Regions from separate parts of the Mus musculus genome. Here regions 1 and 3 are each linked to region 2. The links are chromatin loops, found by intact Hi-C in ENCODE. Cell type or tissue: heart. All regions are shown on one strand. Each heading gives the region's core, and the rest is flanking DNA. Links, peaks and the distances in the headings are about the cores only.

Region 1 (10,631 bases), core at 3,323-8,322, 710 kb before region 2:
AAAATAGAAGTAGAAGGTACTCTACCCAACTCATTTTATGAAGCCACTATTACTCTGCTACCTAAACCACAGAAAGATTCAACAAAGATAGAGAACTTCAGACCAATTTCTCTTATGAATATCGATGCAAAAATCCTCAATAAAATTCTTGCTAACCGAATCCAAGAACATATTAAAGCAATCATCCATCCTGACCAAGTAGGTTTTATTCCAGGAATGCAGGGATGGTTTAATATACGAAAATCTATCAATGTAATCCATTATATAAACAAAATCAAAGACAAAAACCACATGATCATCTCATTAGATGCAGAAAAAGCATTTGACAAGATTCAACACACATTCATGATAAAAGTTTTGGAAAGATCAGGAATTCAAGGCCCATACCTAAACATGATAAAAGCAATCTACAGCAAACCAGTAGCCAACATCAAAGTAAATGGAGAGAAGCTGGAAGCAATCCCACTAAAATCAGGGACTAGACAAGGCTGCCCACTTTCTCCCTACCTTTTCAACATAGTACTTGAAGTATTAGCCAGAGCAATTCGACAACAAAAGGAGATCAAGGGGATACAAATTGGAAAAGAGGAAGTCAAAATATCACTTTTTGCAGATGATATGATAGTATATATAAGTGACCCTAAAAATTCTACCAGAGAACTCCTAAACCTGATAAGCAGCTTCGGTGAAGTAGCTGGATATAAAATAAACTCAAACAAGTCAATGGCCTTTCACTATACAAAGAATAAACAGGCTGAGAAAGAAATTAGGGAAACAACACCCTTCTCAATAGTCAGAAATAGTATAAAATATCTTGGCGTAACGCTAACTAAGGAGGTGAAAGATCTGTATGATAAAAACTTCAAATCTCTGAAGAAAGAAATTAAAGAAGATCTCAGAAGATGGAAAGATCTCCCATGCTCATGGATTGGCAGGATCAACATTGTAAAAATGGCTATCTTGCCAAAAGCAATCTACAGATTCAATGCAATCCCCATCAAAATTCCAACTCAATTCTTCAACGAATTAGAAGGAGCAATTTGCAAATTCATCTGGAATAACAAAAAACCTAGGATAGCAAAAAGTCTTCTCAAGGATAAAAGAACCTCTGGTGGAATCACCATGCCTGACCTAAAGCTTTACTACAGAGCAATTGTGATAAAAACTGCATGGTACTGGTATAGAAACAGACAAGTAGACCAATGGAATAGAATTGAAGACCCAGAAATGAACCCACACACCTATGGTCACTTGATCTTCGACAAGGGAGCTAAAACCATCCAGTGGAAGAAAGACAGCATTTTCAACAATTGGTGCTGGCACAACTGGTTGTTATCATGTAGAAGAATGTGAATCGATCCATACTTATCTCCTTGTACTAAGGTCAAATCTAAGTGGATCAAAGAACTTCACATAAAACCAGAGACACTGAAACTTATAGAGGAGAAAGTGGGGGAAAGCCTTGAAGATATGGGCACAGGGGAAAAATTCCTGAACAGAACAGCAATGGCATGTGCTGTAAGATCGAGAATTGACAAATGGGACCTAATGAAACTCCAAAGTTTCTGCAAGGCAAAAGACACCGTCAATAAGACAAAAAGACCACCAACAGATTGGGAAAGGATCTTTACCTATCCTAAATCAGATAGGGGGCTAATATCCAACATATATAAAGAACTCAAGAAGGTGGACTTCAGAAAATTGAACAACCCCATTAAAAAATGGGGCTCAGAACTGAACAAAGAGTTCTCACCTGAGGAATACCGAATGGCAGAGAAGCACCTGAAAAAATGTTCAACATCCTTAATCATCAGGGAAATGCAAATCAAAACAACCCTGAGATTCCACCTCACACCAGTCAGAATGGCTAAGATCAAAAATTCAGGTGACAGCAGATGCTGGCATGGATGTGGAGAAAGAGGAACACTCCTCCATTGTTGGTGGGATTGCAGGCTTGTACAACCACTCTGGAAATCAGTCTGGCGGTTCCTCAGAAAATTGGACATAGTACTACCGGAGGATCCAGCAATACCTCTCCTCGGCATTTATCCAGAAGATGCCCCAACTGGTAAGAAGGACACATGCTCCACTATGTTCATAGCAGCCTTATTTATAATAGCCAGAAACTGGAAAGAACCCAGATGCCCCTCAACAGAGGAATGGATACAGAAAATGTGGTACATCTACACAATGGAGTACTACTCAGCTATTAAAAAGAATGAATTTATGAAATTCCTAGCCAAATGGATGGACCTGGAGGGCATCATCCTGAGTGAGGTAACACAATCACAAAGGAACTCACACAATATGTACTCACTGATAAGTGGATATTAGCCCCAAACCTAGGATTCCCAAGATATAAGGTACAATTTGCTAAACACATGAAACTCAAGAAGAATGAAGACTGAAGTGTGGACACTATGCCCCTCCTTAGAATTGGGAACAAAACACCCATGGAAGGAGTTACAGAGACAAAGTTTGGAGCTGAGATGAAAGGATGGACCATGTAGAGACTGCCATATCCAGGGATCCACCCCATAATCAGCATCCAAACGCTGACACCATTGCATACCCTAGCAAGATTTTATTGAAAGGACCCAGATGTAGCTGTCTCTTGTGAGACTATGCCGGGGCCTAGCAAACACAGAAGTGGATGCTCACAGTCAGCTAATGGATGGATCACAGGGCTCCCAATGGAGGAGCTAGAGAAAGAACCCAAGGAGCTAAAGGGATCTGCAACCCTATAGGTGGAACAACATTATGAACTAACCAGTATCCCGGAGCTCTTGACTCTAGCTGCATATGTATCAAAAGATGGCCTAGTCGGCCATCACTGGAAAGAGAGGCCCATTGGACAAGTAAACTTTATATGCCCCAGAACAGGGGAACGCCAGGGCCAAAAAGGGGGAGTGGGTGGGTAGGGGAGTGGGGGTGGGTGGGTATGGGGGACTTTTGGGATAGCATTGGAAATGTAAATGAGCTAAATACCTAATAAAAAATGGGGGAAAAAAAAGAAGAGGGAGCGAGATGTGTGCGGACATGCTTGCTTTATCTTGTCATGGGGTACCCTCCCACGCTGTGATGCAAGAAGGCGGCTCTCAGTAGATGCCACCATCTTGATCTTGCACGTCGCAGCCTCTAGAACTTTGAACCAAATAAACATTCTTTCTAGACTAACCAGTCAGTGGTATTGACTTACAGCGTCAGAAAATAAATTAATATTGTATTAGTAACCTTGCATATCTTGCACAAGTATTTTAGCTGTACATATCACATAGATAAATGTTGAAAGAAAACACACCAGAAATATTCATTTCCATCGATAGTGGGGTTGTTGGACGTTCTCATTTACTTAAGTTGCTTTTCTGGTTTTTGCTTGTTTGTTTTAGGTTGTATCCAGGAGTCTAAAGATCTCTCACGAGGGAAGACTATGTATGCTAGATGGGTTGACACAGCTTTGTGGTTCCAATGACAGTGAGGTGTCCAATGGCCTGGCGTTGTTTCTAATGTCCCGAGACAAACATTTTAGTGGTAGCAAAATCAAGGTCAGAATGAAAAACTTGGTGTGCTCTGGAATGCAGAAGAGACCCATGAGAGACTCAGCCATGATTTCAGAGCTCCCAGAAAAGGGTTTAGCATTAACATCCAGGGTCGATGGAGGCAGGGATGTCCCACTGTACCATAGAACATGCTTTAACTATGGAAGTGCCCCGGTAATGTCTCTGTGAAGCTGGGGACTGTGCCGATAATAGGGTGGAGGTTATTGCCAGAGCAGAACCCTTTATATTCAGTCCACCCATTTGTATATTTGACTTTCACACAGTATTCTATTTGAAGATGGACACCATGTCAAAATAGTAAAGTAACACGGATTCTGGCTATACACTAGCTCTCCATCCCTGTGATAAAACACCCAGGATGGCTTATGACCTGAGAGGTTTTATCTTGGCTCATGGGTACAGAGGTTTCATTCTTTCCTTTGTAGGCTCATTTTCTGGAGCTAATGGAAGGGAGCGTATGATGGTAAGAGAGACTCAGTGGAACATAGCTGCTCACTATAGCAATAGAGAAACAAACAAACAAACAAAAACAAACAAGGAAAACATCCGTTGCAGTTCCGGTTCCCCCGTCAATGGGATACCTTGTCCAATATCCTGCTTTCTTCCGGCAAAGACTACAGTATCTTCCAATGGTATCCCCGGTTGGTGACTGTGCTGGTTAGTTCTCTATCAGCTTGACACAAGCTGCCGTAGTCATCTAAGAGGAGAAAATCTCAACTGAGAAAATGCCTCCGTAAGACCTGGCTGTCCGCAAGCATGTTGGGTGTCCTTTGAATTAACAATGGATGGGGGACTAGACTGGTGGTCCTGGGTTCTATGAGCAAACCGGCTGAGCAAGCTATGAGGAGAAGTCAGTGAGCAGCGCCCCTCCACGGCCTCTGCATCAGCTCCTGCCTCCAGGTTCTTGCACAGTTTGAGAATCTGCCTTGGATTCCCTTAATGGACTCTATGACTCAGGACATCTAAGCCAAATAAACCCTTTCTTCCCCCAAGTGGCTTTTGGCTTTTTATGATGGTGTTTCATCACAGCAATAGAAACCCTAAGACAGTGACCAACCCTTGAGCACATGCCACCTTTTGCAACAGTACAACATACATACCATAATATTTAGTCTTTACTAAAGCTAAACAGATGGCCGCCAGCTCTCCTCCTACAGACCCACTTTTCTACCTTTATGGTTGAGATTCAACAAAAAGGCAATGATTGTTTTCAAACATCTTTTTTAAAAAAGATTTATTTATTGTTGATTGATTGATTGATTGATTGATTGATTATAGATACAGTATTCTGTCTGCATGTATGTCTGGATGGCAGAAGAGGGCATCAGATCCCAGTATAGATTATTATGAGTCCCATTTGGTTGCTGGGAATTGAACTCAGGACCTCTCTTGAAGAATAGCCAGTGCTCTTAACCTCTGAACCATCTCTCCAGCCCCTCAAAACTCTTAATATTGCCAAAGAATTAACCCCCAAATCAACCTGCTGGGGAAATCACCAGCTTTCCTTAACATTCTTGCATGCATTGAGCATGGTTGTCTTTAAAACTCTGTGTGATTCTGATGGATGTTTAGATGAAGTCCTTTATTGTGCGTGACGCGTTGTGAGGATGTGTCCCCTCCCCTTGGGGCTATCTCCCAAGCCTCTCCCTCTTTGGAGAAGACCTGTTGTTCCCTCAGCTATCCAAGCAGGCTTGTGCTTGATTTTTAGTCTCATTAGTCCCTCATCCAATCACAGGAGTTGGCTTCTGGGAAAGCCAGAGCTATAATAGGGCTCTTGTGAAAAACCAAGATGTAAAGTCTCTCCTGTCCCCTGTTCCCGTACTCTACCTAGACCTGCAGAATTTCCAGGTACCTGTGCTAACAAGCAAGCGAACAAGCGGAGGCCTTCCAGGTCCAGTTGGCCACACATTGCTACTTAATAGTATACTAGGGTTCCTGACCAAAGGGTGTTCAAGTACAAGTTACCAAAGAGGTGGGGGTCTAAAATAGAAATGTTAAACGGCAACAAGAGAATGGCCACCAGGTGGCGCCATAGTTCCAAAATACAATCTTAATCCCAGCTGTGAAATATCAAAAGGCTTATTGCAGTGATTCTCTTCCCATCTTAGGTTTGTATCGAGCTACTGTCTACAGCTTGCACTGCCACGGTCAGCCAAACCTCTCAAGTTTGTTCATATTACTAACTCAAAGGTAAATTCAGTGGAAATTCAAGGGATGCAGAAGTGGGGAGTGGGGGGTGTAGGGGAGTGTTTAAAGTGTTTTAAACAAAACCAGTGGAGTTAAAAAATGAGTATTTATCTCAGCAACAGAGAGTTTAAATATGTATTTAAAAGCCATTTAACATATGTTCAACATTTAGATGTTAAATATGTACATGCATGGAATATTCTAATATGTAAATAGAACAGAAAATAGATTTATTTATACAAAATTGTATGCTGTATATATTTAAATGTTTGTCTGTTTTCTTCTTTTCTTCTTCTGTCTTCATTGTATCTTTTTAAATTTTTAAAAAAAGATTTATTTATTTATTATATGTAAGTACACTGTAGCTATATTCAGACACTCCAGAAGAGGGCGTCAGATCTTGTTAGGATGGTTGTGAGCCACCATGTGGTTGCTGGGATTTGAACTCAGGACCTTTGGAAGAGGAGCATCAACACCGCCCCATCCCTGCCAAGGTGGGCTCTATTCCCATAACCATCAGCTGGAATCAGTCCTTCACCGTTAACTAGAGCGCAACCCGCCCCCTCCACGCCCCAGGAAGTGCAGCACTGGATAACAAGGAAGAGTGATGAGAAGATGTCAGAGAACACAGAACCATCTAGAACAACTGAGTTAAAACAACATCCATAAAAATTAGAACAACTTTCTGAAATGGAAAATATCTGCCCCCATAATGCCCAAGGCAAATTAATTATAGTTCAAATGAAAGCTGTTTCTTTCAGAAGTGTTTTATTTTCCAAAGTCAATACTGCAACGCTTTTAAAGTTAGAGAGAAATGCAAAATCCGTGGGCTTCAGCCTTTTGACCCACATCAATAACTGCCAGGAGACGCTGGAAGTATATTTAGAACTTTGAACATAACGTGGTGTATGGCATGAAATGTTTACGGGAAGCCAATATTATTGCTTGCATGAGAAAGCAAGGAGACATTATCAGGATTCCTAGAGCTAAGAAAATACTGTCCATACTTCCTTACCCACAAAAGCAGGACACAATTCTTACTAAACAAGACCAGAACAGTTTATGATCACAAGAAGTCATTAGCAATAATTTTAAGTGGACCATAAAAATAAAGACCAAGAATGTGATTTAAATAGTAAATGTACTATGCATAATAAAAAAGCACACACTGATGAAAATCGTATCTCAAATCCTTTATCCAAATAATTTTTTTATTGAAAGTGGATTTTTTTCCCTTCGTACATTTCGATTATGATCCTGAAATTTCACAAGATCCAGAAGTGAAAGTAGATTTTGACAGTAACTAAAACACTCCGGCTTGTTGTCTGAGGTCAGACGGGCCGGTCGGTCACTGGGGGTGAGAATTCTCATGGCAGCAGCTCAGCTACAGGAGTGGAAAGGAACTTCAAAACCATCTTTTCAGAGCTATGTTTCATAAGACACCTGCACATGGCTCTCAAAGTATTTCTTTACATCTTTCTTCCCTTACGCTGGAAGGGCGTAGCACAGCTGGAACTCACAGCCAAAACAGAAATCAGAAATGGAAGCGCTCCACCACACACATTGGCCTTAGCTGACCCACAGGACAGTGCCACCTACATCTTACAATGAAATTGCGTAGTTCAGTAGGTATTTACAAAGATATTTTTTCTGTCTTGTCATCAGAAAGCTTAACAGAAAGGGGCTTTCTGTAATGTAGAAATGTTTTCATAGTTTTAAGGGCTTATGACCACTGTGTCACGAGTATTTATTATAGCAAACAACTTCGTCTCACATTCACTTGTCGCTTTCATAGAACGTGGCTTGTCGTTCAAAACCTACACATAATGTGCAATACCCACTTAGGTCAGGGTGAACCCTATCTTCCTTTATGAGACCAAATAGATAATATGTAACATTCTGTGTTTGATATTGCCCCGAGGAATTCAAACCAGGACAGGGGATATGCAAATGGGCATTCCAATCCAACTTTATGTTTAAAGTTTTCAACTCTTTTTACCCCTTTGTGTCTTTGTGAGTGTGGTTCCTGGGATGTCCCCCATAAGTCGCAGTTTGAATACTTGGTCTCCAGTTAGTTATTCGGGGAGAATTAGGAGACATGGTTTTGTTACTGGGGCCTGGCCTAGAGATTTCAAAGACTCCTGCCATTGCCACCACAGGCTTTATTTATTTATTTATGAATATGCACATAGGCCTTCAGCTAGGCTTGTGACAAGCTCGTGACACAACCTGTTTATGCTATTCAATGTCTGCCATGGTTACCTCTCCTCGTTCCTTATGTCCAACTCCCTCCAAGTCCAGATGAGGAATTTTTTTTGCTCCTGACTCCTTCTGAGAGTTCCCCTCTCTTTGCCAGATATCCCACCTTCTAATCCTTCTTCGTCTCATTGGTCATCAGATATTTATTGACAGGCGATGCTTTTACTCAGTGCAGAAGAGATTCTCATTCCTACATACATGCTGGCAAAACACCAAATGCACATAAAACAAATTTAAAATAAAATGTATAAGGGAGCACAAAAAAGATCTTGGATACCCATAGCAGCCTTGGGCAAAAGATGCTGGAGGAATCACTGGATCCAGTTTCAAGGTATATTACAAAGCCATAGTAGGAAAAAAAAATACTTGGCATGCAGATAAATAGAACAGAATGGAGTACAAGTACAAGCCCATATGACTATAGCCACCTCACTCATGACTAAGGAGATAAAAATATACGCTGGAGAAGAAGACAACAAATACCGCTTGAAAACTGGATGTCAGTGGGCCAAAGAACAAAACTGGATCCCCTTCTTGTCGCCTGTATAAAAGTTAACTCCAAATGGAGCGGGAGCCGCATACAGAACTTCAAATCGATTAAAGAAAGCTGTGTAGACTGCGAGAACGTCTTTCCTAGCTAAACCCTTGACAGAAGACTAAAACAAAACAGACAGCAAACTCAGAGAACCCAAAGAGAGCTGGCAAAGCTAGCTCAGCAGGTAAGGGTGTCTGGCGACAAACCCAGCTGCTCGTGTGGGATCCTGTGGGATCACATTGGAGAGAGAGAACCGACTCTCAGTCTTACAAATCATCTTCTGATTTTCACATGGGTAACACAGAGCAAGCACCATTCGTTAATACTAAATATACAATAAAAGAATAAATAATTGTAAAAAAAAAAAAAGCCAACTAAGCTAAGAGGTCAAAGCAAACAATAAATGGCCAAAGGAAGATCAGTCTCAGAAGATGTAAATAGCCAATCAGCATATGAAAAATATTCAGGCTCCTGCTAGCTGGTTCTACATCAACTTGACACAAGCCATAGCTGTCTAAGAGGAGGGGACCTCAGCTGTAAGAATGGGCTGTAGGCAAACCTGCAGAGCATTTTCCTAATGAGTGATTGATGGGGGTGGCCCCAGCTCATCACATGTGGAGCCATCCCTGGGCTGGTGGTCCTGAGTTCTAAAAGAAAGCAGGCTGAGCAAGGCAGTTAGGAGTACTCCTCCAGGGCCTTTGCCTCAGCTCCTGCCTCCAACCAACAAACGCTGGTGAGGATGTGGACAAAAGGGAGTATGTATACACTGCTGGTGAGGCTGTGAACTAGTCCAGCCTCTAAGGAAACGAGCATGGAGTCTCCTCAACAAACAGGCAAACGATCTACCATACGATCCAGCTATCGCGCTTCTATTTACCAGAATGATGCCAAGTCAACACATTCCAGAGACACTGGCTCCTTCATGCTTGCTGCAGCACTTACAGAACCAGCTTAGGTGTCCACCAAAAGAACAGCATTTAGAAGGGAAGAGTTTGCTTAGACATAAGGACAATGAGATTGTCTTGATTCTGTGGAAATTGAACAACTGAGAATAATTATATTGAGGGAACTAAGCTAGTCTCAGAAAGACAAATATGTTTGTCTCTTACCATAAAGTCACGTGTGTGTGCATATATATATGACATGAATTTAGAGATGAAACTATCAACAAAGAAGGGTAAGTCGAGGTGAGAAGGTCGAAGGCAGGGGAAGATGGGGGATTTGGTTCAGCGCTTGGGGTATACTTCCATGGAAATGTACTGATGTAGCACGGTACCATGTGTAGTCAATATGCACTGTGAACATTGTCTTAAAATCCCGCCAGCCTCACCATAGTTTATGACCCTAAGTGGCAAGCGGGAAATTTTTATACCGTTTCCTTAATCCAGCCAATTGCCCGCCCTGACCTTACTCCTTTGTTCTGCAAGCAGCCCTACAGCTTTTCCATCCTAACTCCTAGCCCAATCACATGGTCTGTTGTTTCACCATGCATTCAGAAGCAGGCGCTGGGACATGGCTCAGTAGCAAGCTTGGCCATGGTTCGTGTGCAAGCATGAGAAGCCGAGCTCAAACCTCTAGCACCCACATAAAAGCCAAGCTGGGCATCAGATGTCTAACTGTCAAATGAAAACCAAATACTGAAAATTTGCAGATTTTTTTTCCTCAGTTGTCAATGTGCACTAATGGATTTTAGTTAACCCACCCAGGCGACACCTAGGACTGCCACTTATGAATGGCACAATAATAATAATAATAATAATAATAATAATAATAACAATGGTACAAACAATAATTAATATAAATAGGCTTTCCTCTTCCCGGCTGGCTGTCAGGCAGGGACCAGTAACCATGGTAACATCCTGAAGCCTTGTGGGAGATTCCTCCAAGCTCTGACCTCTGTACCTCCAGCCCTCCATCTTCTCTTCCACTGCTTTTTGTCTCCTTGACCATCCCATTTCCATGGATTCCTTTGAGCACCGCACACCCTGGAATTGCTCCTGAGAGTCAGGTACACGCCTGCGCCACCCACAGCGTCAGTCCCCTGGGCCAGACAGGGGTCTTTCAGCTTCGCTCCTGTTCTCTCTTCAGTA
Region 2 (10,631 bases), core at 2,394-7,393:
GCTAAATCCCCAGTTACTCCCATTCTTTCAATGGTTGAAATGTTTAGTTTGGAATCCTCAGCTCGGAGGCCAAGGTTATGACACACCTGTGCACAGGTTACTTCACTCTTAAGTTTTATTGCCAATTATGGTTTGCTTGTTTGTTTGCTTTATTTTTATGATGTTTATTCTTTGCAGTGCAACTTATTTCCAAAGTTGGGGTTGCCTAATGTGTCAACACCACTTGGTTTTCCCTAATGTGTAACAGAAACCATATGAATCTTGTAGATGCACAAAATTCTGCAGTATAGATGCAGCCCCTTTATCCTCTGTATACTCTAGTCTTTTTTCTCTCTTACCCCCAGGATGCCTACTGCTTCACTTTCTAGCTATTTTTCCATATACTTACTAAAATATAATTTAAAGAACTAAAATTATAGTCTTAAAGTATCCTATCGATTTATTTGGCTCTAAATGAATCATAGATGTGTATGTCAGTATTTATATAATTCATTCCTTTAATGATATTCTATTGTGTGAATATGCCATAATCTGTGTGGCTAACCTCCTAATGAGGAATATATAACTGGGTTGCATCCAATTTCTCGTTATGACTTACTTAGCTTCTCAAAGTGTGTCTTTTTGTTTTTCCATTAGCCTTCACATTGCCTTGATCAAAATGAACTGAGTTCCCTGCTGACCCAAAGGCTACTTTCTCTCCTATTCCTTTTGTTTGTGGAATGTTTTCTGAAGTGTTTTCCCCTCTGCCTTTTGATTTTGTGCTTTCTTTTTGAGCCTTCTCTCTCCACTCTCTCCTCTCTGCCTCCTCACAGACAAAAGTGTTCCACCACACATTGATAACAATGTATCCTCCTCGCTTCTGCAGTCCCAAGGCTGAAGAGAGTAACGGTAGCCAGAATTAGGTTTCTGATAAGAAACAAGAGTCCCGCTGCTGGCAGGGAGCCTTGTCAAGGTCTCCTCAGTCTGAGCACTCCATTCCCACATGAACGATGAATGGCGATTTCACCCGCCCACCCCACATTGTTCTAGTTGTCCTTTGCCCTTTCTGTCAAATCTTGGCACCCAGGAGACAGCGGAACATGTTCTGAATTCAACCCTGGGGAGCCACGGATCAATATCGCTTGACTCTTCTTACCCATGAGTTGTTCTCTTTCTACGTCTGACGTGAGTGATGCCTGGGCTATTCTTTGCCATGACCCCTCCTCACTTGGCCTTGCTAACCTCTCTAGGGTGGGATGGCTATCTCCAGCCTCTGGGCAGAGATCCCAGGGCAGAGGACCAGAATGCAGACAAGTGTAAGGCTGAGACAGGGGACAGGATTCCGACTGCTTCAGTGATAGGCTCAGAGGACACGGAGAAAATGAAGCTTACCACTAGGATTTGAGATGTCAAATGCTAAGACTATTAGCTTCCTATTAATACATGGAATACTGTTAGAACGGAACTGTGAGACATATAGTTTGAAAAGAAGATTACAAGAAAACAGAATAGATTATTCTTCACTTTTGGAACATATACTTTAAATGACTTTTCTTTATATCCACAACCCAATTCATTTTCCTGCCAAACCCATATATTCTTCCCCATAAACTCGTTGCTAACCATCAGAGGCAGACAAGATTCTCTTAATTATCCTTAATACAAATTTCTTTTGGGCCAGGCTAGATAGTGGTGACACATACCTGTAGTCCCAGTACTCAGGAGGCAGAGGCAGGCAGATCTCTAAGATCCAGGCCAATCTGGTCTAAAGAGTGAGTTCCAGGACAACCAGGGCTACACAGAGAAACCCTGTCTTAGAAAAAAAAAAAGACATTCTTTTTAAAAAATATTTATTTATTTATTATATGTAAGTACACTGTAGCTGTCTTCAGATACCCCAGAAGAGGGCATCAGATCTCATTACAGATGGTTGCCACCACGTGGTTGCTGGGATTTGCACTCAGGACCTACGGAAGAACAGTCAGTGCTCTTAACCACTGAGCCATCTCTCCAGCACCCTCAAAAGATATTCTTTCAGACCAGTGAAATGGCTCAGTGGGTGGTTGCTGCGTAACTGGGACGCCTGATTTCAACCCTCAAAACCCCAAAAAGGTGAACGGACAGCATGAACTCCACAATGTTGTTTTCTCAGCTCCACACGTGTAGCTTGTGTGTCCACACACAAAAATAATAAATTTTAATATTTTAAAACTTCTTGGGCTGGGCCGTGGCGGTGCACGCCTTTAATTCCAGCACTCGGGAGGCAGAGGGAGGTGGATTTCTGAGTCTGAGGCCAGCCTGGTCTACAGAGTGAGCTCCACGACAACCAGGGCTACACAGAGAAACCCTGTCTCAAAAACAACAAACAAACAAACAAACGAAAACAAAACAACCCCCCCCCCAAAAAAAAACACCAAAACTTCTTTTAGCAGAGTTATTTAGGGAAGAGAGGGACAGTGTTAGGAAAAGGAAAAATGGTTGTTGCTTTAAGACGAACTTTTGTTTATTTCTTTATTTGAGGGTGTAATATGTCTGAGTGTGGGTGATGTATGCAGTATGGACATGTGTGTACGCAGGGTCTTCTCTATCACTCTCCATGTTGTTTCCATGAGACAGGGTCTCTTACTGAACCAGGATCTAGACTGGTGGCGCATGCTTACCACCCAACCCAACAATTCTAGTTCTAAATATTTATCCAAAATAAAGGAAAGCACATGTCCCTACAAAGTCCTCTGCATGAGTGCATATCAAAGCTTGGCCCAGACTACCCCAGTGCTGGAAACAGCCTCAGAGTCTAACGGTTTGGACAAACCAGTTGTGGCACAGACAGAGTCAAATACTGCAGGACACTGATTGCCTACACCACGACAAGACCTCAGGACCAGGTGACACGATGTAACACCGGGTCCCTACAGGGTCTCAGTTCTGAAAGAGGGAAAACAGAGTGGGCGGGAGAGAACTGACTTCCAGCCAGGGGAGTGTCAGCACTTGTAATTAGTGTAATTCTGCACGCTGGGGTTCCCTTTAACTTGGCAGTTGTCAAAACTCTCTAAAAGTTGGTTCTAAAGTCTAGAAAATTATGTAGCCCAATGAAGATCTTTTATGACTGAAAGTGTATATGTAATGTGTCTACTATATACACATACTAGAAAACTAGGGTTTTATGTGAGGGGAGTGTTTTGTTTTATTTTTTCTTTCTCTCTCTCCCTCCCTCCTTCCCTCCCTTCCTTCTTTTCTTTCTCTCTTTCTCTCTTTCCTCCTCAGTGCTGGAGATTGAGCCCCAAGGCCTTATTTGTGTTTGGCAAGTGCTCTACCACTGTGCTATATCTCCAGGATACATTTTTGTACATAAGATTCTTTGTAGCCCAGGTTGGTCTCAGACTTCCGATCCTTCTGCCTCGGCCTCCAGAATGCTAGGTTTATCAGTTTTAAATACTAGGAAGGATTCTCTTAGCTGAGTAGGGTGGTTCACACCTTCATCCCAGGAATGCACAAGTTTGAGTCCAGCCAGAGCTACATGGTAAGTTCCAGGCCACCCAGGGCTGCACAGTAATGCCTGACCTCAAAACACACAAACAAAACAACAGCTCTACAACTGTCAAGTAGGCACTTTGGGAGCCTGTAGTAATGTTTTATGTTTCTATTATTAGTGTTATATAAATTAAATAATGAGGCCAACATACAGTATTTGAAAAGATAAAGTAATGCTATTTAGTTACCATTATCTAGGCAAAGTGGGGTTATATAAAACAGGTTCTGTTTATTACTCTCTATGCATATCATTTAAGTGGTAAGACATTTTTTCTTTATTTTTTCAAGCCAATAAAAATGAGTATATTACAAAAATTTATAAAATTTTAGTTTTAGTCCTAGGTTTTCTTCCTCTCTCACTCTTTCTTCCTTCCTTCCTTCCTTCCTTCCTTCCTTCCTACCTTTCTTTCTTTCTTCCTTTCTTTCTTTCTTTCTTTCTTTCTTTTTTCTTTCTTTCTTTTTTCTTTCTTTCTTTCTTTCGTTGTTGAGAAAATGGAATGACCTCAAAAAGTAGGAAGAACCCTAGGAAGATTATTTCCAGGGTTGTGTGTGTGTGTATGTGTGTGTGTGTCTGTCTGTCTGTCTGTCTGTCTGCCTGCCTGTCTGGAGGTGGGCTAGGGATCCAACCCAGGGCCTTACTCATGCAAGCGCTCTACAGCGGAACTGTTATTCCTAGCCTTGGCAACTATGATCTCAAGCGTCTTAGACTCTGCCAGTCGTCTCTCCAGCAGCAGTGACTCCTTTCCTGCCTTTCATTTTCTTTTCTTTCCACACACATTTGCGGAGGATCACATTTTGCGGGCTCCTGAAGCTCAGCTGTGTTGGTTTAGGAACAGAGCAGATCCCTGTCCCCTGCCTACCAGATGTCAGCTCCCCGGCCCCCAGCTGTCAGGACCTAAACAGTCTCCAGGCATTGCTAACACCACCCCACCCCCGGCTAAGGAAACTGATGTCTAAACATTGAGTTTAAATACATAATTTTTTTCTAAACTTTTTCTACCCGTGTCATGTTAAAATTAACAAGCATTCCCTATACTGGATTCTCTTTGCTTTTTCACTATGCTTCTGCTACTCAAAGGAAAGGCAGAGGTTTTTTTTTTTTTCTCCTCATTTAGAATCTCACTGTGGACAGGGCCTGGGAGAGGAAATGACCAGAACTCCCCCAAAGGGAAAACTCCCTAATGTATCCTAGGATGCATTTCCAGTTAATCGTGCTTTTCTCTATGACCATTTCTGAAAGGCGCAATAAGTTCAGGATATCAGAGACTGTCTCCCAGGGGCAAAACAGAGACGGCATCTTAAGGTCACAAGAAATATAAAACATTCAACTTCATGTGTCCATTTCCTGAAGCACAGTACAGAAAGCCTGGCTTTTAAAGCACAAAATGTGTTATTTTGGTATGATTTTGTGGAAAGAATAGAATAGAATAGAATAGAATAAAAGAATAGAAGAATAGAATGGAAGTTTTTAAAGAGAAAAAGGAATTTTCAACTAGAAAAGATTAAATAATTTTGAATTGATTGTTTTTCAAAATTATTTAGAGAGAGAGACAGAGGAAGGAAGGGAAAGAAGAAGAGAAAAAGAGACAGGGGGAGAGGAAAGGAGGGAGAGAGAAAGAAAGATGATAGTGGTTATCAGAGGCCTATTTCGCATTCAATTAGACTTTTTTTTTTTTTTTTTTAAGTGTTGTAACTTTAAGAACATTTCGGTGTTTTCAACGTGCCAACACTTACCGTATCTCTTCACTTAGTTAAACTCACTGAATAATGTCACAAATACATTTTAAGGTTTGTGGGCGTTGCGCAGAGTTCAAGATAATTTTAGAATGCAGGAGTAAAGTTTTAAAGAGCACTTGGCCAGCCATCACATGGGGGTAGGGATGGGCGCGCTGACTGCACAGCTCAGTCTAAACTGAGTACACACTGCCACCTAGTGGCTACGAGATTTTCATGCTCGCAAAAGGGTGTGGTTCCCACCTTTCCAATTTCATCTACAAGATGGGAGTGTGTACTTACCTCAGAGCTGAGGGAAATAAGGAAGGGAGTATAAAATGTGTCTGTCATGTCTCCCTGTCCCCACTGTATGCCTGCCATCTTGCTCTAACCATACATGTTACTGTATGCCGAACTGAAGCACTGCAGTTTGAACGCTAAGTTGATGATTGGTGCCTGTAAGTTGAAACACCACCAGGATCGGTACACCCAGCTTCAACCACCAGGACTGGGGATTTTCAACCTGTGCTCAGAACCAAGGTAGAAGTGGTGTTATGGTGTTAGAGACAAAACCCAAGGGTCCAAGGTTGGGGTTCTTTCAGCCAAGTGTGAGACTGGCCCCAAAGCAGAGACAGACACCTGACAAGCTCTCAAGATGAAACTCTTCAGGGGTATTGAATGGCATGTACACCAAACTGTGATTGGTCCCAGAACTTCCCATCACTTTAGCACAAGTGCAAATTAAAGCTTATTTCTCTGAAAGAAGCCAAAACCATAAAATGGAAAAGGGAAAGCATCTTTAAAAATTGGTGCTGGCCTGACATGGTGGCGCACACCTTTAATCCCAGCACTCGGTAGGCAGAGGCAGGCGGATTTCTGAGTTTGAGGCCAGCTGGGTCTATAAAGTGAGTTCCAGGACAGCCAGGGCTATACAGAGAAACCCTGTCTTGAAAAACAAAACAAAACAAAACAAAACAAAACAAAAAACAAACAAATGAAAAAAATTGGTGCTGGTATAACTGGATGTCTACATGTAGAAGAATGCAAATAGATTCATATTTATCACCCTGCACAAAACTCAAGTTCAAGTGGATCAAAGAGCTCAATGTAGCTCATATACACTAAATCTAATGGGACAGACAGTAGCAAACAGCCTTAAACTCAGTGGTATTGTGTCTCTGTACTAAAGATTTCCAGTGTGTATGGTACTGTAAAGAATGACTGGTTTTTTAATTCCCAAAAAAAGAGAGAGTAATCAGCATAGAAACAAAACTTAAAATGAAGCTGAGGAGGGGGGGTGCTGTGCTGGAGAGATGGCTCAGCACTTAAGAGCACTCGCTACTCTTCCAGAGGACCTGGGCTCAGTTCCCAGCACCCATACCAGGCAGCTCACAACTGCCTCTAACTCCAACTCCAGGACATCCAACATGCTTCTGGCCTCCTCAGACACTATACACACATGCCAAGAAGCACACGTACCCATAAGATAAAAGCAAATAAAGAACAAAAAGAGGACCGAACTGAAATAGTTGCCTTGACTGAATGCTTACTTTAAAATGGACGGGTGAGAGAAGAGTACACTGAAATAAATTTGTGGAGTTGACTCCAACTCTGGCTACTGTAGAGGCGAGGCTAATTTTTCTCTTGTCACAAAAACTATAAAAGCAACATCAAATATATAATTCCATGTCTCAGGATAGAAAGTACATATAGGGTCAGGAATCTAGCCTTGGCTACTGTTCTCTTTTTCTGTCGGTTTGAAACCTCACTTTAAAAAGGTAAATGTGGTGGTTTGAATTTAGTGGCATCTCTTACCAGACTTTGAGGGGTATCTTTTACTTCTATTATTGTAAGTGGTGCTTTAAAAATGGATTTATTTAAATATAATACAATGGTTTATTCATATGACTATAATCTATAATCAAACTTTTGGGATATAGTTCAGCTTCAAATACAAATATTGTGGTTCAGCAAGATTGTTCCTATCAAGTCTAAGACCCTGAATTCAGTCCCTAGAGCCCACACGGTTCTAAGAGGAAACTGAGTCCCATAATTTGTCTTTGATCTCCTCACACAGGAAAGAAAAGGAGGAGAGGAGAGAGAGGGAGGAGAAGGGAAGAAAGAAAGGAGGGAGAGAGAGATGGGGAAGACCTGGTATAATAAGCCAAGAGCTATTGAATTTATTATTAAATTGGGACTGGAGATATGGCTCAGCAGTTTGGAACACTTGTTGCTTCTGAAGAGAACCCAGTTTTGGTTACCAATGTTCACATGTGGTCCACAGCTACCCACAACTTTAGTTCCAGGAGATTTGGCATTTTCTTCTGTGTCCCAAGACAGCAGGCACACATAGGCTTCACATTCAGGCAAAACACACACACGAATAAGTCTTTGGGAAGTTACTCTTAAATCAATGGAATATGACAGCTTTTGAACAGGAAACTGACAGTGGTCACACTTATGGTTTAAAGGATCGTACATCTAGCAACAAGAAATGATGGAAGTCCATGATGGAACAAGTCCATGATGGAAGAGGGCAGACGAAACACAGAGGCCAACTAAGAGGTATCTTTACCATCTGGGCAAGACAAAGTAGTGTGAAATCAAATGGACAAGAAAGAGAAGGTAGGAATTATTTTTATACTACTCCGGTGGCTTATTGCGTGGTGTGGGGAGAGTGTGTAGAGGACAGAGACAGCTTTTAGCTTGCTGCTTTGGACCCAAACTAAGATGCAGGAGGTAGGAGACAGTGTTAAACAAAGTAACTGATGTGGAGCTTAAGGGTACATGAATGTGAAACTAAAAGATAAGCAGTCTGAGCCAGACGCACACAAGGAGTGTCCTTGGCGAAGTTCTGATGCCAAGGCTGCCGGCATCAGAAATGCTTGAGGACATTTCTAATGGAATCTGATGCCCTCTTCTGGTGTGTCTGAAGACAACAACAGTGTACTCAAATACATTTTTAAAATTTTTTTATTAGATATTTTCTTTATTTACATTTCAAATGCTATCCTGAAAGTTCCCTATACCCTCCCCCCACCCTGTTCCCCTACCCACTCCAACTTGTTGGTCCTGGTATTTCCCTGTACTGGGGCATATAAAGTTTGCAATACCAAGGGGCCTCTCTTCCAAATGATGGACAACTAGGTCATCTTCTGCTACATATGCAGCTAGAGACACAAGTTCTGGGAGGTACTGGTTAGTTCATATTGTTGTTCCACCTATAGGGTTGCAGATCCCTTCAGCTCCTTGGGTACTTTCTCTAGCTCCTCCATTGGGGGCCCTGTGTTCCATCCTATAGCTGACTGTGAGCATCCATTTCTGTATTTTCCAGGCACTGGTATAACCTCACAGGAGACAGCTATATCAGAGTCCTTTCAGTAAAATCTTGCTGGTATATACAATAGTGTCTGGGTTTGGTGGCTGATTATGGGATGGATCCCCGGGTGGGGTAGTCTCTGGATGGTCCATCCTTTTGTCTTAGCTCCAAACTTTGTCTCTGTAACTCCTTCCATGGGTATTTCTTTCCCGTACCCATATACATTAAATAAATAAGTAAATAAATAAATCTTTAAAAAAAAAGAGAGAAGAAAAGAGTGTATCAGCTGCCACACGCAGAACTCCAGACACTAGGAAGACCACACGCAGAATTCCAGACAGTACGAAGGATGGTCTTTAAGGTGGAAGAAGAGAACAGTAGAGTTGAGGTGCTGCTGAGGGCCACAGATGGGGACTACAGGGCTCTAGCATCTTTGTCACTGACCCTGACCATTTCCAGAAGGCAAAAAGGCAGCCCTGAACCATGATAAGGACAGAATGAATTAGATCCCATCAAAGGGCTGGCCAGATGGCTCAGTGGTTAAGAGCACTTGCTGTTCTCACAGAGTATCAAGGATACATTCCCAGCACTCACATAGGATGGTTAACCACAGCCAGTAACTTCAGTCCCAGAGAATCAATGCCCTCTTCTGTGTACCTGTACACATGTGGTGCACAGATACACACTCAAGCACATACACATGAAGCAATAGATAAATCTGTAAATATACATATTTAAAAGTAGGAAGACCTCCTCCCTCCCCAGCTTCTGTATAGAGATTTGACTCAAGGGAGCATTCTCAAGGAACACAGGCAAACAGCCGTTGAAGCAAGAGCAAGAGAGAGACACGCAAGGTCACAGGTGTGCTGGTTTATTGCTTTAGACTCGTGTCTTTTCACTAAATGCTAATGGCAGTTGAGGTAGGATCTTTGGACAATGAATGAGCCATAGGGCTCTGCTTTCATGAGTGGACTACTCTCATCACTAACACTGAGGGAACACAAAGGTTAGTCAGAAGGAAGGGGGTCACTAGAATGTAGTCCTGCATCCTGTGCATCTGGGAAGGCAGGTGTGTTCGTACACAAAAGTAACTCTATAACCGCAAAAAGTCAATAGCAACAGAGTTGCAGTCCTGCAGCACTAGCGTTGGAATTCCAACCTCTCCTAGAGCAGCTGAAGGGTGAGCAAGTGAAAGGATGATCCATTATGACGAGACAGCGGTGCCTGTTAGTCATAACGGCTTAACCAGCCCTCACAGTCCCTCACCATGAGATGTTCTGTGCTCTGACCAGATAAGCTTGGACATTTTAGCTTCTAGAATGGCAAGAAATAAATTCTTTGCCATAAATTGCCTAGCCTCAACTACTCAGTTATAACAACAGTAAACACAGTAAAGAACAATTTCATTTTTAAAAAGGAGAGAAAAACTTCTTAGTAATAATTTTTAATGACTTATGGTATTTCTTTATTTCTGAATATTTTTTATTGAAAAATTGTATTAGTTTTTGAGATTATAACATAATTATATCATTTCCCCTTCTGTTTCCTCCCTCAACGTCCTCCCATATACTCCTCCTGCTTCTCTTTCAAGTCCATGAGCTCTTTTTATTTATTTATTTTTATTTTTTTATTATTGGGCATTTATTTCATTTACATTTCCAATGCTATCCCAAAAGTTCCCCACACCCTCTTTATTTCTGAATATTATGTGCAAGTTTTTTTGTTATTCTGAAATGAGCAGGATTAATATTTCAGTAAAATGATACTTGCCCGGGGTTTAAAATATTTTCATAAATGTCATTTATGCCAACTTCATACAGTAGATGGCAGAAGAGATACAAAAGAAAAAAGTTATAACTCCGGCATGGAAGGTGATGTTACCAACATGTGTGTGTGTATCCATGCACATGTGTGTGTCTATGAGCAATTTTACTTTGTTCTAAGTAGCCCCTCTGCATTGCAAGTGTCCTAAAGAGAGCACAATTTAACTTTAATGTAGGTCCCTGTGTAGCATGGACTGAGCAGGCTAAAGTTTACTCTCCACTATAAGGTCCCCTATCTAGGCAAAAGGTCAAGTGCTCCAGAAGGC
Region 3 (10,631 bases), core at 3,183-8,182, 63 kb before region 2:
TGGGTGTCAGGTGTGTCATCAGAGCCCCATCCCCTTTACTAATATGCTTGTGGTCTAATCCTATACTCCCCTTATTTTCTAAGGGAAAGGGGGGAAACTAATCTAGTTTTATTGTTTTTCAGTGAAATTCTGTGGCATCCTGGAAATGCACACAATTACTAGAATGTTCTTCGAGGCTCATTGCGCAAATAAACTCATGGGTGAGAAGACCTTCTTTTCCTCGAATGTGTCAATTTGGGGGTGGGAAATTTTTCAGTGACTGATTAAAAAGGAGAAGACTGTTGTGAGCTTGGGTGGAAAGGTCTGTAGAGGGCTCTGATTTCTCGTGCAAAGCCAGGGTTGAGGATGGGGATAAATATAGAACGCAGTAGAAAGAAGGCCCGGCCCATTTTCCTGGCTCTGTCAGAACAGAGGTAGGAAGGATATGAAGATTTCATAGGAAACCATTTTCATAGAAATCTGGCAATTGAAGCCATATCTTCACAGAAAATGGTCCTTCCTTCTTTTCTTCCGTGTAACTCAGTGTCACAAGAAGAAACCTGAAACCAAGGCCAGAAACAAAGGAGCCAGCCCAGAGTTGGCACTGGCTGGCTAACATCCCCAAAGCAGAGGAGAAAGAGGCAAGCCAGGAATTGTGGATTCCTGGTACCAGCTTTTCTCCTGCCTTGTCTCCAGATCAGGGCACAGCGCCCAGAGCTTTAGAGTCCATTTTTGAAGAACAAACCAGTTGTCAAGAGCATATAGAATTAAGAAATATTCAAGACACGAGGAGACTTCTCTCCTACGAGGAAGATGTGTCTGAGATGTGTAGGAAGAGGTGAGAGACCGAGGGAGGGGAGGGGGATGTGGACAGCCCTGCAGGGAACCCTGAACAGGAAGCTGTGTTCACAACAGCAAAAGAGGAGAAACTACCAATGAGTGTGGGACAGCAAGAGAATCTTAGTAACCATGACATAAGGATAGTCCCGATGGGGGAGCTGGAGGGGACTCCGTAGAAGACCATCAGAGTCAACTAACCTGTACCCTTGGGGGTTCCCAGAGACAACCAAAGGGCATACAAGGGCTGGACCTAGCCGCCCCCAGATGCAGCTTGTTCTTCATGCAGGTCCCAATAACTGGAGCAGGGGCTGTCCCTGACTCTGTTGCCTGCCTGTGAATTCCATTCTCCTAACTGGGCTGCCTTGTCTGGCCTCACTGGGAGAGGATGTGCCTAGTGCTGCAGTGACTTGAGGTCACAGGGTGGGTTGGTACCCAGGGGGGACTCCCCCCCCCTTCTCAGAGGTGAAGGGAGAGGTTGGGGGAAGTGTGGTGTGAGGGGGACTGGGAAGAGAAGGACACTGTGATTGGGATATAAAGTAAATGAGTGAATGAATGAATGAATGAATGAATGAATCGAAAAAATAAAATAAAAGTGAGTTGAAGAAGAGGAGGAAGAGGAAGGAGAGGAGAAGGAGGAAGAAGAAGAGGAGGAATCGATGTACCCAGAGCTGTTAGAAACTTGGGCTATACATGTGAATGATGCTGACTGATAGCTTCATAAGAACTGACAGGGATATACCATGGATACTTTGAGTTATGACTGAAGGGCAGGGGCCCTATCCACACATAAGAGCAGAACCTTGATGGGAAAGGAAGACATAACTGAGAGACAGCCAGGAGGACTGTCCTCACACATCCAGGCTGCCCAACCAAGATCTCCAGAAAGGACCTTAGGCCCATTCGGCTTTGTTTGGATACCAGTAGGGACCATCAATAAACTCAAGGGAGGAAAGGGATAGGATCTGAGGTATGGGACACTCGGCTCTATTCGGACCCTTTTTGGACACGAAGGGAAAGGAAATGGATGTCAGAGGTGTGAGACAAGCCCGCTGCTCCATTGCATCTGAATGGAGATTGAGCAACGGGACCAAGGCAGGGAGTTCATTGATGGGAAGGGTGAAGATGTGTATGAACTAGACAGGGGTGGTGGCAGACACCTATAATCCTAATATTTAGGAAGTAGAAGCAAGGCAATTTTGACCTCAAGTCCAGAATTAGTTATATATCAAGGCTGTTTCTCAAAAAACAAAAACAAACAAAAAAAAACCCAAAAAACAAAAAACTAGGCTGGGAATATGATTCACTTAGAGAGCACTTGCTTAAAATGTATGTTCAAGGCCCTGGGTTCCATCTACAGATTTATTATATATATGAGTACACTGTCTCCGTCTTCAGACACACCAGAAGAAGACATCGGATCCCACTACAGATGGTTGTGAGCTACCATGTGGTTGCTGGGATTTGAATTCAGGACCTCTGGAAGAGCAGCCAGTGCTCTTAGCCGCTGAGCCATCTCTCCTGCCCACATTTTTTTAAATAACAGAGTGAATAGCGCTTGGAAACTGAAAAAAGGGAGCCCCTCTTTTCTGCCTGCCCTGGTGGACATCTGCATGTAGAACCTCAATTCACTGAGACGTGAATGGAAGGATGTCAGCACGGAATTATCACCAGGTATAGGGAGGAGGAGGCTAGACCCAGCCCTAAATGGCTTGGTGTGTGTGGCTAATCTACCTCAAGTATACCCAAATGGAGAGATGGAAATTGCTGTCTGCTAGTCAGGAGAAACACAGGCAGGGAGCAGAAGCAGAATTGCTGAAGTAAAATGAGGAAGGGAGTGACAGGTGAAAATCTGTCATTCACAAAATCTCTTAAACTGGGGCCTGCAGGGATGGCTCAGCAGTTAAGAGCGCTGACTGCTCTTCCAGAGGTGCTGAGTTCAATTCCCAGCAACCACATACACGGTGGCTCACAACCATCTGTAATGGAGTCCAATTAAACAGAGTGACAGTGTACTCCCATACATAAAATAAATAAATCTTTTTTTTTTGAAAAAAAAAAAGAAAGAAAGAAAACCTCTTAAACTGAATGCAAAAGTAAAAGAGGACCCAGGTAGCTTGAGACAGAACTCTGGAGGCACACAGAAGACCAACAGAAAAAAGAAGAAAAATCCTCAACAGAGATTGAGAAGAGGCGAGAGATCTCTTCTCTATGATGTCATGGAAACCAAGCAAGCAAGGACCTTCACGTGACAAATGCTAAAAGATGACAAGTGTCCACTGACCACAAGGATGCTTAGGACATACCTTCTCTGCTCTAGCTAATCTGGGATTAACTGGATATCCAGACACCACGGCCTAGTCATGGGAACGTGCAAGCTAACTCAGAACAGGTGCTTGGAGATGTCTGTGGAGCGCCCTAGTGAAACCCGAAGACCCCACACCTCTCATTCCTCTTCCCCTTGGCCTGCCTCCTTCAATGCCTTCCTACTTCCCCCTTCTCAATTCTCCTTCCTTGATGACTGTGATGGTTTGTATATCCTTGGACCAGGGTGTGGCATCATCTGAAGGTGTGGCCTTGTTGGAATAGGTGTGACCTGGTTGGAATGGGTGTGTCACTGTGGGTGTGGGTATAAGATCCTCACCCTAGTTGCTTGGAAGTCAGTCTTCCACTAGCAGCCTTTGGATGAAGACATAGAACTCTCAGCTCCTCCTGTGCCATGCCTGCCTGGATACTGCCATGCTCCCACCTTGATGATAATGGACTGAACCTCTGAACCTGTAAGCCAGCCCCAATTAAATGTTGTTTTTTATAAGACTTGCCTTGGTCATGGTGTCTGTTCACAGCAGTAAAACTCTGACTAATACAATGACCTGTGTGTCTTTCTTCCTGTGGTTTCTTCCAGCATGTAAGGGTTCTTACCCTGGGAGACAACCAAGGAGAGACTATGAGCACATTGACCCCTGGAAAATTCTCACGGGGGAGGCCATCAGGAGGAAAGATTTGTCAGGGTCCCTAAGTAACATCAGTTAGAAGCCTGAGCCAGTACCCAAGCCTCTTTGGCAATCAGTACTGTTTCTTCTATCCACGGTGCAGAAATACTCAAGAAGTTCCCCCAAAAGGGCCTGGTGCGGAAACCCATCCTGATCACTCACCTGCAGGGCCCTGATCTCTGCACTCCTCCTGCAGGCAAAGAATCCAGGTCGGGATTTCAGTACTTCATCTTGGCTGTCTTGATTGGATCTAGAACCAACAAGGAGGCACACGTTTGGGCTGGTGTGTGAGGCTGTTGAAAGGATAACTTGAGAGGAACGATTCCCCACCCCCCACCCCCCAGCAGGCTGCAGTTCCACCAGGGACCAGGATGTAAGAAAGGCGCTGCCCTCACCAGCCTGCATTTGCTCTTTGCTGTGGAGTCTCACCCCTGCTACCTCTTGCTGACACCAGAGCTCACCTTCTTCATCCTTCCGATGTAGACGGGAGATGAAGGATTTCTCCAGGAAATCTCCAGGCTTTTGGGACCATACAGGGACAGTCTACATTCTCGTGGAATGGGAGAGTCACTGCGTTCCCAGTTTCTCCATCGTTGGACCATGCAATCTGAGATATGTGGGACAACGTAATAAATTCCCATGGGATGTGTATTCATCCTACTGTTTTGCTCATCTCAGGAAGCCTAATAAATACAGGGACCAAATGCCTAACATCAAAATCCAGAGAGGGGGTGGGGCCAGCGTGACACCATGTCCAGTTATATTCAAAGAGTTGCAATGCTAAGTTCTCATTTGGAAGGCTTTATCCTGGCCTGTACCCTCCTGAGCCACTAGAGTCAAAAGCTGCCCACTCCACCCCCCTTTGCCTCTCTTATTTCAATAAACATTTATGAACATTTTCTGATGCCAGACACTGCAATCAATATATATATATATATATATATATATATATATATATATATATATAAACAAATATATATATATATATCAATATATATATAAACAAAGATGACTAATTAAAGTCTCAGGCTTCAGGCACTCCCATACCAGGGGAAGACACAGCCTGTGTGGCCTGTGGCATGGGTAGGCTTTGACAGGAGGCAAGCAGGATGAATATCCTGCTCCTGGGAATGTGATGGCTTCCCATTCACTAACACCTTCATCTAACGCTTCCAATTATTACCCATCCAGCGGAGACAAGGTGTCCCATCAAAACGAAGCCATTCTTAGACAGTGAGACCCAGGCTAGAGTCAGTCTCTTGCACAGTTTATGGAATGATTTCTTTTCTTAGAAGTTTTTTAGTTTCAACCACTAGAGGGCGCCAACCAACCCTCAATGGGTTCAAATTGGCCACATCGTGAAGTGGCCTCAACACTCAGGAGGCTAGGCGATCCGTGACCGTATTGATAACTTTCATCTTATCTCAAAGAGAGTCTTGCAGCTCAGGCAAGCTTTAAATTGACCGCACAGATTTTACTCTTGACTCAGGAAGAACTGAAGAAAGGTCATAAGGAGTCAGTCAGGCTAACGTAAAGAAAGGACAGCAACAATGGCTGTAGTAATAGACATTAGAACCAAATGGCACAAAAGACTCAAAAACAGAACCTTTTGCCAATTATCCTGTCAATTCATAACTGCAACATAACCTTTAATTAGTTACAAATCACTGTATAGTAATGGTATCAAATAAATAGAGTCACAGACCTATATACCAGAATTGCCTGAGGGCTTTGCTTTAAAGCTATAGACTCCAGTGCATCACAGTTTTCTGTTTTCTGTTTTGTTTTGTTTTGTTTTGTTTTGTTTTGTTTTGTTTTGATACAAGGTCTCAGTCTGAATTTCAGGATGGCCTTGAACTTGAGATCCTGCCCCTTCCATACCGTAAGTGCTGTGGATACAGGTATGGGCCACCATACCCAGCAAAGGTTCTTTTTTAACCATGAGTTTGTGGTAGAATGCAGGACTAATACTTCCAGAAGTTTTATGATCGCCAAGAGTTCAGATGCCATGGCCTGATCATCAAAGCATGAGAAATATGCTTCATTTTTCTTTCCTGTATGAGCTGGTGTGTGTGTGTGTGTGTGTGTGTGTGTGTGTGTGTGTGTGTGTGTGTATGTGTGTGTGTGTGTATGTGTGTGTGTGTGTATGTGTGTGTGTTTGTGTGTGTGTGTGTGTGTGTGTGTGTGTGTGTGTGTGTGTGTGTGTAAGCTTCTCAGTCTATAGAACCTGCCTCTATGGGAGGTGTCACATGTCGCTGATCTTTAGCCTCATCTTTACGGAAGAGATCACTTGACCTTTACTGAGTTTTAATGTAGTCATATTTTAAGCTTTATTGTGCGCATGAGCTTGAGTTAATTATCACCAGGAAAAATTTCACCAGATTTTTCTGGGCTTGAATATGCCTAAAATAAACTACTTGGGGGGTCAGACTCCCCATGTTTGTACAAACACCACCAATTGAGTCTTGTTGAACCAAACTACCTTCTTGCCTCCCTTCCCCATGGGTCATCATTCTGCTGGCTGTGGTGGTCAGAGACTCCCCCACATCTCCTGGTTACTTCCTGATTGCTACAATCAAATACCTGACAAGAAGAAATTTAAGGGAGGGAGGTTTGGTTGTGGGTTACAGTGTGAGGAGATTCAGCGCTTCAAGGCAGAGAGGACATAGCAGGAGTGGAGGCGACTGGTCACATTGTATCTGTGTCGCTTCAAGGCAGAGAGGACATAGCAGGAGTGGAGGCGACTGGTCACATTGTATCTGTGTTGCCAGACAGAGAAACAGATAAACAGGGATGCTCCCCTCACTTTTTATTTAGTCCAGAAGTGATACCGAGCATATATAGCATAGGTATTTCTACCTCATTAACTCAATCGAGAAACTCCCTCCTAGATGTGTCCAGAGGCGTGAGGTTGAGATGCCTCAAGTCAAAAGTATTTACCATCATAGTACAGAGAGAGGGAAAATGCTGTGTAGCGGTAGTTAGTTAAACCACTTTGTGCTCCTGGTGGGCCTTTGCTTCCAGCCACCCTCCAGAGTCCTCTGAATTTGCAAATGAAACACACACACACACACACACACACACTCTCTCTCTCGTTAATTTTAATATGCCTTGACTAGCTCAAAGCCTGGGCAGTTCTAATCCTTCCCACTGTTAGCAAACACTCCCACCAGTACTCTCGAGTTAGCATCTTTTATTTCATCTATATTTCATCTCTGCTTCCCCAAACACAACTGGAGAAGTGGCCTGTGTGCCCACTTTCCCTGATTCTCACATGTCAGCTGGCCTTTAGGACTGGTCTTCCTTCTTCCCTTTCATGGCTTTCTCTCCTCCCTTCCTCTCTTCTAGTTCCTAACCTGTGCAAATCCAAAGGTCCCGCCTCAGTCTGCCTGCCCAGCCACTGTCTGTTGACTCTATTGATCAATCAAAAACCAATTGGAGAAAAGGACCTTCAGCGTTTAGACACGCAGATTCCCGTTTTGGGAGGGGGGGGTTGGATTAATTCAGAGCATTAGAACCGGTCCCCAATGATGCTTTATCAGTGTGTAATCTTCCAGGCATCCTATGGGGAAATACTTGATCTAACTCAGGCTTCAAGATGGATGAGCAGAAAGACGCTTGCAATGTGCACTCAGCAGTGGAACAGCATCTACATATTGAAGAAGGAGAGGGGAGGTGTGGAGTCTTTCTGAGAGCCTTGAAGGAGAGAGCAGGTCTGCTGATATCTTGATTTTAGATTTAGTAGCACCCGTACTGTAAGAATAAATTCCCATTGTCTTAAATTCCCAAGCTGATGGTCACCTATTATGAAGCCCGGAAGAGGAAAATAGTCTCTCTTAAGGACTTAGGCCACATCTCCTTCTGGAAGTCTCCCTGTAAGCCACATCTCATTGGCTTTTTATCATTCCGTGTCTAAGTCACTCTCTATATTTCTTAAAGATAGCAACCCGTTCTGTCTCCACTGTGACACCAGTGCCATTCTGAGAATTTATTAAGTGCATCCCCTGTGGTCCAGATACTGCGTAGCATCACACATGGCTATGTAGAGCAGTAGAGCAGTGGTTCTCAACCTGTGGGTCATGATGCTTTTGGAGTCAAAGGGCCCATTCACAGAGGTCGCATATCAGATATTTTCATTACAACTTAGAACAGTAGCAAAATTACAGTTATGAAGTAGCAACAAAATGATTTTGTGATTGGGAGTCACCAGGACATGAGGAACTGTCGTAAAGGGTCCCAGCATAAGAACAACGACTGACATGGAGTCATGGCAACATGGAGTCATGGCAACAAGCCCTGGAGGTAGGCACATCCATTGCTGCTTTATAGAGCCAGAAACCAAGGCCCAGAGGCTTGCCAAAGGCTGTTCAGTGAACAGAGAGAACGTGTATTCAAATCCCTCTGAATCGCAGGTCCAATGGGGATGTGCATAGGCCGTACAAAAAGCTAGTGGTTGGGGCTGGAGAGATGGCTCGGCGGTTAAGAGCACTGACTGCTCTTCCAGAGGTCCTGAGTTCAATTCCCAGCAATCACATGGTGGCTCACAACCATCCTTAATGAGATCTGATGCCCTCTTCTGGTGTGTCTGAAGGCAGCTACAGTGTACTCATATAAATAAAATAAATTAACAAAAAGAAAAAAGATTAAAAAAAAAAAAAGCTAGTGGTCCACCAGGCTGATGGAGAAGGCTGAGGGAAAGATCAGGTCTTAATTAGCAGTATTGAAACAGAGTGTGTGTGTGTGTGTGTGTGTGTGTGTGTGTGTGTGTGTGTGTTCAAGATTTCTTGACAAGGGTAGAGAAACAGAAAGTATCTGTACAGAGTTGGTAATACTGGTACACCTACCACCTTGGCTTCATTGCTGCAACCCGCCCTTGACGGCTAAACCTGAGTTTTCAGTCTAGTGTCAGTAAAGCAAATTGTAGAACCGCTCAGGATGCAAAAATGATGGGGATAAAAATGGCGTTTCCATGAAAGTCCAGGTTTCCTGCATTCCTTGCAGGCCTGGCATAGGATACAGACGCTTTCACCGTGTGTCCTCGTGGTGTACTGGCTTTCACCGCATGCCCTCGTGGTGTACTGGCTAGGTTTAAGTCAACTTGGCACAGGCTATCATCATCAGAGAGGAGGGAGCCTCAATTGAGAAAATGCCTCCATGAGACTGGGCTGTGGGCAAGCTAATAGGACATTTTCTAAATTAGTGACTGATGGGGACTGTTTATTCCACTGTGGGTGGGGCCACCTTTGGGCTGGTGGTCCTGTGTTCTATAAGAAAGCAGGCTGAGCAAGCCATGGGGAGCAAGCCAGTAAGCAGCACCCTTCCATGGCCTCTGCATCAGCTCCTGCCTCCAGGTTCCTGCCCTGCTTGAGTTCCTGTCCTGACTTCCTTTGATGATGAACTGTGATGTGGAAGCGTAAGCCGAATAAACCATGTCTCAGTTATTATTTTACTGCTGCGGACACCACGACCAAGGCGGCTCTTATAAGGACAACATTTAATTGGGGCTGGCTTACCGGTTCAGAGGTTCAGTCCAGTATCATCAAGATGGGAGCATGGTAGCGTCCAGACAGGCATGGTGCAGGAGATGCTGAGAGAGTTAGTTCTACATCTTCATCTGAAGGCTGCTGGGAAAAGACCAGCTTTCAGCCCATGGCCACCCACTTCCTCCAACAAGGCCATACCTACTCTAACGAGGCCACACCTCCAAGTAGTGCCACTCCCTAAGTCAAGCATATTCAAACCAACACAAATCCTTCCTCCCCAAGTGTCTTTTGCTCATGGCGTTTCCTCATAGCCATAGAAACCTTAATTAAGACAGTGGACAAGACTCCACTAGTCCCCAGGCTCTGTTGCCTATCCCTGATGGCAGCCACATTGTTGTCCCTTCCTTTCTGTCAATGCCACTGTTGGGTTGGGACTATGCTTGGTGACCAGAGGACTATGATACTGGGTAAGAAAAGTCTGCAGAGAGACCACCAGCACAGTGGGATTGCTGATGTCATGCAGCTAGGGTAGGCATGGAGTGACTGTCCCCTGAGGCTACTGTATTAATGTCAATCATATACTACTTCCTTCTGTCTTGGTATGTGAACCTGCGGAAGGCAGGAAGCAGTCCCATCCTGCTGGCTACGCCCAAGCACTGGATCCCCATGGATGCTTAGGGCCCGCTTTCATTATTACTCAACTCATGGGCAGGAGTTCAGAGAAGGCTCAAGGACGTGGCTAGTGCTTCCTTACAGTGCTCACACAAATGGAAGGCAGACAGACACCCAACAGAATATGCGCCAAGACTCAAACCCAGGGACCTGACTAGACTCTTCTTTACAGTCATTAAGGCAGCTGTCCTTGAAGATCATGTATCAAATCAACAATTCCTTGGTAAAATACTTCGTGATAGCAGCTTTCTGTGGACCGCGGGGCAGTTTGGTTCCCTCATTGTAACAGATTCCTGAGCCCTGACCTGGGGCATTGGGTCTCAGCACACTCGTAGGTCTTTCCAAGGAAAACCCAGGGCTTGGTTTCCTTGCTCCCTTGCCTTCTGTTCCTTCAGCCACAGGAGAGCTAGCACACCGGTCCCTCCCTCCCACTGTTGAGGCTCTCAGAAGACATTTTCTGTCTTCCTTGGTAAGTCTAAAACAGTGGTTCTCAACCTGGGGGTCAAGGGTCACCTAAGACCGTCAGAAAGTACAGATATTTATACATGACAATCATCACAGTAACAAAATCACAGTTATGAAGTAGCAACAGAAATAATTTTATGGTTGGGGAGTCAACGCAACATGGGGCACTGTATTAAAGGGTTGAAGCATTAGGAAAGTTGAA

What was found. A loop is a pair of places that touch in the nucleus more often than their neighbours do. Peaks named below come from ENCODE experiments on the same cell type or tissue, not always from the same donor. Only the 100,000 strongest peaks of a DNase experiment are listed, where the experiment ranks them.
Region 1: it touches region 2 in a loop (5-fold over the local background); 8 of 42 quality-filtered maps call a loop at or near these places.
Region 3: a loop joins it to region 2, with 9 times the contacts of the local background. A loop is called at or near these places in 24 of 42 quality-filtered maps.

What each region holds. Positions count from the first base shown.
Region 1 is chr8:46,948,579-46,959,209 of GRCm38, reverse strand. It overlaps a transcript of Enpp6 not described here. Among named protein-coding and RNA genes, the nearest start is that of Enpp6, 33 kb to the left of the region's middle. In heart, for the core only: CTCF peaks have their summits at 5,550 (motif pointing right) and 6,214; a DNase peak (open chromatin) is centred at 5,519.
Region 2 is chr8:46,236,901-46,247,531 of GRCm38, reverse strand. No RefSeq gene overlaps it. Among named protein-coding and RNA genes, the nearest start is that of Slc25a4, 31 kb to the right of the region's middle. In heart, for the core only: a CTCF peak has its summit at 5,449 (motif pointing left); a DNase peak (open chromatin) is centred at 5,401; H3K27ac peaks cover 484 bases; H3K27me3 peaks cover 189 bases.
Region 3 is chr8:46,300,439-46,311,069 of GRCm38, reverse strand. It overlaps Gm39168 (a long non-coding RNA gene), which reads right to left and starts at 9,433. Exons shown (of 4, transcript XR_001778549.1): 1 at 9,323-9,433; 2 at 4,271-4,416; 3 at 3,972-4,059. In heart, for the core only: a CTCF peak has its summit at 5,122 (motif pointing right); no DNase peak of the experiment used is centred there.